2 separate regions of the Homo sapiens genome follow, and region 1 is linked to region 2. Evidence: chromatin loops called from intact Hi-C (ENCODE). Cell type or tissue: dorsolateral prefrontal cortex. All regions are shown on one strand. Each heading gives the region's core, and the rest is flanking DNA. Links, peaks and the distances in the headings are about the cores only.

What was found. Peaks named below come from ENCODE experiments on the same cell type or tissue, not always from the same donor. Only the 100,000 strongest peaks of a DNase experiment are listed, where the experiment ranks them.
Region 1: it touches region 2 in a loop (2.3-fold over the local background); 8 of 110 quality-filtered maps call a loop at or near these places.

The regions. Positions count from the first base shown.
Region 1 is chr17:72,352,167-72,355,075 of GRCh38, reverse strand. It overlaps LINC02003 (long intergenic non-protein coding RNA 2003), which reads right to left. Exons shown (of 4, transcript NR_135222.1): 2 at 1,170-1,346; 3 at 849-1,069; 4 at 1-171. Among named protein-coding and RNA genes, the nearest start is that of LINC02003, 11 kb to the right of the region's middle. In dorsolateral prefrontal cortex, for the core only: no CTCF peak of the experiment used is centred there; a DNase peak (open chromatin) is centred at 1,331; H3K4me3 peaks cover 1,330 bases; H3K27ac peaks cover 2,260 bases.
Region 2 is chr17:72,406,137-72,409,045 of GRCh38, reverse strand. All of the region lies in intron 3 of LINC00673 (long intergenic non-protein coding RNA 673), which reads left to right. Among named protein-coding and RNA genes, the nearest start is that of LINC02003, 65 kb to the right of the region's middle. In dorsolateral prefrontal cortex, for the core only: no CTCF peak of the experiment used is centred there; a DNase peak (open chromatin) is centred at 1,415; H3K27ac peaks cover 2,203 bases.

The sequences.
Region 1 (2,909 bases), core at 218-2,717, 54 kb after region 2:
GAAAATCATAAGGATAATTACCATTTGACCCAGCAATCCCATTACTGTGAAGCAATCCCGTTGCTGTGAAGACATTTTGTGGATGTCATTAACATCAACAATCAGTTGACCTTGAGTAAAGGAGATTATCCTTGGGAATAAGGGTGGGCTTCATCCAATGAGTTGAAGGCCCTAAAAGCAAAATCTGAGGTTTTCTAGGGAAGAAGAAATTCTCCTCAAGAGTATACCATCAACTCCTGGCTGGGTTTCCAGCCTGCCAGCTTGCCCTACAGATTTTGACCTCAAGATTGCAACATCCACAATTGCCACCCTATTGGCCTGCCCTCCAGATTTCAGACCTCCCAGTGCCTACAATTGCTTGAGCTAATTTATTAAAATAGATTATCTGTCTATCTATCATCTATCTGTCTATCTATGTATCTATCTATGTATCTATGTATCTATCTATGTATCTATGTATCTATCTATGTATCTATCATCTGTCTATCATCTATCATCTACTATTAGTTCTGATTCTCTGGAGGACCCTGACTGATACAGAGATTTAGTACCTTGCACATGTTTCAACTTTAAGAATTGGGGCTGTAAGACTCAGGCTGCCGAGGCTGCAGAATAGAATCTCACAAAGCCATTCCAGCCCAGGTCCTGCCTGCTGCTTCCAGAGATACCTCACTGCTCCTGCTCCTACGCTCAGACATATCTGGCCTCTGGGTTTCCTAGCTGACTGGTCCCTGTCCTCTGTCAGCAACAGAGATCTTCTCCAATCCTTCCTCATGTCTGTTCATACCATCCCCACGACAAGTCAGTGTCATTGTTTTGTGATCCCGGTCATCCGCGGACAGGCATACCTCCATGGGCCTGCCACTTCTGACTCCCTCCTTCCCAAGCCATCAGCTCCAGGAGCCTGCCCAGCTGTCTCGATTGGGTCACCTGCTGGAATTCCCCACTAGTGACGACTTCTCCTCGCAGGTGCTTGAGGAAGGCAAGACCTGCACAGGTTGCATTTCGGGAAAATCACTCATGATCGATCCTCATTTCCCCATTGAACCATCAGAACACACACAGTTCCCTATCACAGCAGCAAAACGAAAGGAAAAAGAAAAGTGCTTTGGAAAGGATTTGTCCTCTTAAAAAAAAGTAATAAAAATAAGACCTCTTAGGCTATTCACCTTTGGGGTGAGGAAGAGGTGGAAACCTTGCCAGAACAGGTCTCCAAAGTTTCCTGTTTTCAGGCAAGCGAGGAGCAGAATGCAAACATCCTTCTTCATTTACGGTCTTTGTTCTTGCTCAGTCAGTGTGCTGTGCAGCAGGGTGGCCTTCCAGGCGCATGCTCCCATCTGCGTTATCTGCCTCAGATCAAAAGAGAAAATGCATGAGAATGTGCTCGGAAGGCCTGGATAACGCATACATGCCAGCTATAATCATAATCATGAGTGCGTGGGCTGGGACCTCTTGGGGAATCTAAGACTGTGTCTCTTTCTCTTCGATCTGTCTCCTCTGGTCTAACACTCATTGCATGTTAATGGGTCAGCACTAGGCTGAGCACTGGGTGAGGGGCTCCTCTCCGATGGGTCCGTTTATGAACCAAATCGAAGGATGAGAGTTTCCGTTTCTCCCAGAGAACATGATGACTAAAGAATTCATTCATTCAGCACCTTTGAGCATCCACTCTTTGGATTCTATCTGTGAAATTGCCTCTGCCTTCTCCCCAAAGATCTAAGAAATCCATAGTCATTTGCCCAAGACAGTCCTAGTCGGAGAGTAAACCCTAGGGTCTCACTGTTTATTGCCCCTCTGGGCAGCCCAGAAACAGCCAAGGACTTCTCCTAGGCGCTAGTATGAGGCTTGGCACTGAGAAGCATGCTTGCAAAGAAATGCTGTTATCAAATGAATTTGGCTATTTGATTATCTAGGGAATTTGAAGCTGATGTAAAGTACAAGGCAGGGATCTGGGAAGGGCTGTGTTTGGCTTCCCGTACAACCCTCACCGAGTGGTTGAATGTTCAGGAAGAGTAAGCAACCAGTGATAGATGGGGGTGGAGTTGGGGACAATGTCCTTATACCAGGAAAAATTAGCCCCAGCTTTTAAATCCTAGCAGCAAGGTGCTGGGGATTCAGGTTAAGGTCTTCATGGAAGAAATTGGGCTTCAGGGCAGTGGCCGAGTTAAGTGAATAAACAAGTGTGGAAAGAATCAGTCTCTGAGCCTGATATTTTGGGCAAGATGTTGCCACACGCCTAGTGGGCTGGACGGCTAGGAATACGTGTCATTTATTTAGAATTTGGCACACTGGGAAGTATATTTGCATATGTTCCTGCTTAGGGCTCACAGCATTGGAAGGTAGGAAGGATAGGTACTCTCATCCATGCTCTGTTATTTTTGAGGATGAGGAAACTTTTCCAAGGCTGCACAACTAAAAGGCAGCAGAATTCAGAATGTCGGTAAGCTCGACTTGAAGCCCAGTGCTCTTTTAACCTCGTTATCACGGAGGCCATTTTTGAGGACTGGCAAAAGCACTTTGCATTCTGACAGAGAGGCTTGGCACTCTCTGCAAAGTGAGTTTGCTCATGGAACCAAGGTTGGGGTTTTGCTGCAGCAGTATTGTACTGTGAGTTGGGAGATGGGGGCAAAGCGGCTGTCTCAAAACTGATGTTCTAAGGGATGGTGCTGGCTGATTTTCCTTTCCAATTTGCAGGACTCCTGCCCAGCACACAGCCAGGGGCAGGAACCCATCCCTGGACACGGGGAGCAGAGGCCAGCCATGCAGGCTGTGTGCAGCGTGGCGAGATCGCGGCAGGGCTGGCTTCCCACTACGTGATTGGGAGCATGCGGAGGCAGGGCGGTTGAACTGCGGGTGACCCCGCGAAGCAAGGAGGCTAATTAAAGCTTCTCTTCCCCACACTTCAGTCA
Region 2 (2,909 bases), core at 159-2,658:
CTTGAAGAACTCAGAGAAACACGTTTAGTGGTTTATTCTAAAGGCTGTTACGAAGGCTACAGGTGAAGAGATGCATAGGGTGAGGTGTGGGGGAAGGGCTGTGGAGCTTCTATGCCCTTCCTGGATGCTCCACCCTCTAGGAACCTCCATGTGCTCAGCTATCTGGAAGCTCCCCAGAGAACCCTGTCCTCTTGGGGTTTTATGGAAGCTTCATGACATCAGCATTCCTTCCCCAAGGGTATAGGGCGGGTCCTGCTCTGGGGAGGGTCTCAAGACCTATAGTCAGAAAGGTGGGGAAGATTAGTCCTGCCTTCGGGAAGGGTAGTGGCTTAAAACAACACAAATTCATTCTTTCACAGTTCTGGAGACCAGCTTCACTGAGCAAAAGTCCAGGCATCTGCGTGGCTTCCTTCTGGAAGTTCTGGGGGAGAATCTGTTTTCTTTGACCCCTTCCTTGAATCCTTCCAACCTCTTGCTTCCATTATCACACTGCCTACTACCTCTCTGGGATCAGATCTCCCTCTGCCTCTCTCTTATAAAGACACTTGTGATCACAGTTAGGGCCTACCTGGATAGTCCAGGCCAACTTCTCAAGATCCTTAATCACATCTGCACAGGCCTTTTTGCCATATGAGGTAGGATTCACAGCTTGCAGGGATCAGGGTGTGGATATCTTTGGGGGCTACTATTCAGCCCCCAACAGGAGCCCTCTTGCTACTGTTCTTCCATTTCTTGTCCCCATCTTTTTTTTCCAAACACAGAATGTACATAGATTTCACTTCTGTCTGGGGTTTTTTTAAAAAGGCCAGAAACATGGTCTACAGGGCAAGGCGATGTGTTGGGAGGGTTTGTCTAATCAACTCCCAGTGGCCATAGCAACAGACATGAAAATATTCAAGTGGAAAGGGACTGGGGGTGGAGGGGAGGGTATGGAAGGATCCTGCCCTAGAGGGGCCTGTGTCACCTCAGTCAGGTGACTTAACCTGTGGAGTGATGTACGATGGAGAAGCATAATCAGTAGCTATGGTAGTTCCGTAGCGAGCTTTGCAAAGCTTCCCTGTAATTCTAGGGGATCAGATCTCTAGATGCCTTCTAATTCCTGCTCCTCCTATGGTCTTTCTCTAGGCTAATAGAGGTGTGTCTTTAGTGGAATACAAATGCCATATCTAGAAGAGTTTGATTTGTGGGGAGGAGGGAGAGTTAGGATCTGCTTATGGCCTAACCTCATTTTCCTCCCTTGTGTGGATTCCCTCATCCCCCCACACATCCCTTGGCTGGGCCAGCCCTGCTGGGATGAGAGTCTGTGGTGTTGTATGTTTTGCTTTTTATTTTATTTTGCAAATGCCTCACAGCATTCCCCTCTGTGTTTAATGTCCCACTGCCAAGTGCATGCAGTTGCCCGGCAACAAGAAGGAAGTCCCTGGGTGATTCACCCGGCTGTTGCCAATTAATTTGCGAGCTGCATGCATCTCCCAGGGGAAAAGGGCTCTCTCCGAGACAGCTCAGAGGGCCACTAACCAGGTGGAGAAACGAAACCAGAGGAAGGTCAGCAAAACTTTGGGTTTGTGTGGGGTGTTTTCAGGTCCAAATGAAAGGGTGTGTCCAGAGGGCCCTGGCAACACCTGTGGCAAAGACTCCTGGCTTCCTTCTTGGCCACCAATCAGAGAGCTGCCTGGAGCACACAAGCACTTCTGTGTCTGCACATTGGTTGCCTTTTTGATTTTTCATCCTTTTATTTTTTAGTTGACTCTAAAATGCAGACTCTCCTGTCCCAGTTCATCTGCAGAGAAATGTCTTGAACCGTTTTTCTTCTTGTCAGTCCCTCTGGGCTCTCATTGTAACTGTGTAGGGAAAACTCTCTCCAACCGTGCTTTTCCTCTGCCCTCACACTACAACAGTCAACACGGAAGACATTGGTGACCGAATGTGTGCAGGTTTCTCCCTGACACCAATTCAACTCTGATACCATCTACCTGGAGATAGCATCAGATCCCATGGGTTGAGGACTCAGTACCCAAGACTGCCCCCTCCTCCCCAGACACCAGTGGCCAGTCCAGGCCTCTGGAACTTCTCACCGACCAGCTTTAAGTTGGGGTTCCCATGACTCCCCTCTTTGGGTTCAATTAATTTCCTGGAGCAGCTCACAGAACTCAGGGAAACACATTTAGTGGTTTATTCTAAAGGCTGTTACAAAGGATACAGGTGAAGAGATGCATAGGGTGAGGTGTGGGGGAAGGGGCACTGGGCTTCCCTGTCCTCCCTGGATGCTCCACCCTCCAGGAACTTCCATGTGCCCAGCTATCTGGAAGCTCCCTGAAGAACCCTGACTTCTTGGGGTTTCATGGAAGCTTCATGACGTCAGCATTCCTTCCCCAAGGTATAGGGCAGATTCCTCTCTGGGGAGGGTCTCATGAGTCAGAAAGGTGGGGAAGATTAGAGTCCTGTCTTGGAGCAGGTGTAAGGAGGGCAGGAGAGGGATTCTGTTTCCTGAGGCCCAACATTATAGCAAAAGACTGTAACAAGGGCTATGGGAGTTATGAGCTAGGAACTTAGGACGAAAACCTGTGTGTGTGTGTGTGTGTGTGTGTGTGTGTGTGTGTGTGTGTGTGTTTATCAAATAACACCACAGTGTCATTATCTCATCTCTGGCCACTGGTGCCCTTCTCTCTGGGTTTCCTGGCCACTGCACACATCCCCACCAAGGCCTCAGCTAGAGCCCTCATGAAGGAGAATTCCTTTGCACCAGGTTGAGTGGGGCCCCCAGGTCTTTTGAGGGACAGAAGGGGGCCTGTTGGTTTCCAAATGCCCCCAGAATCCATCGTGCATTTCCCTCAAGGCCTTGCTGTCCTCTGGCCCCATACTTGCCTAAGGAAACCTTTGATCCATGTTATGTCTCCATTATGGCCTGT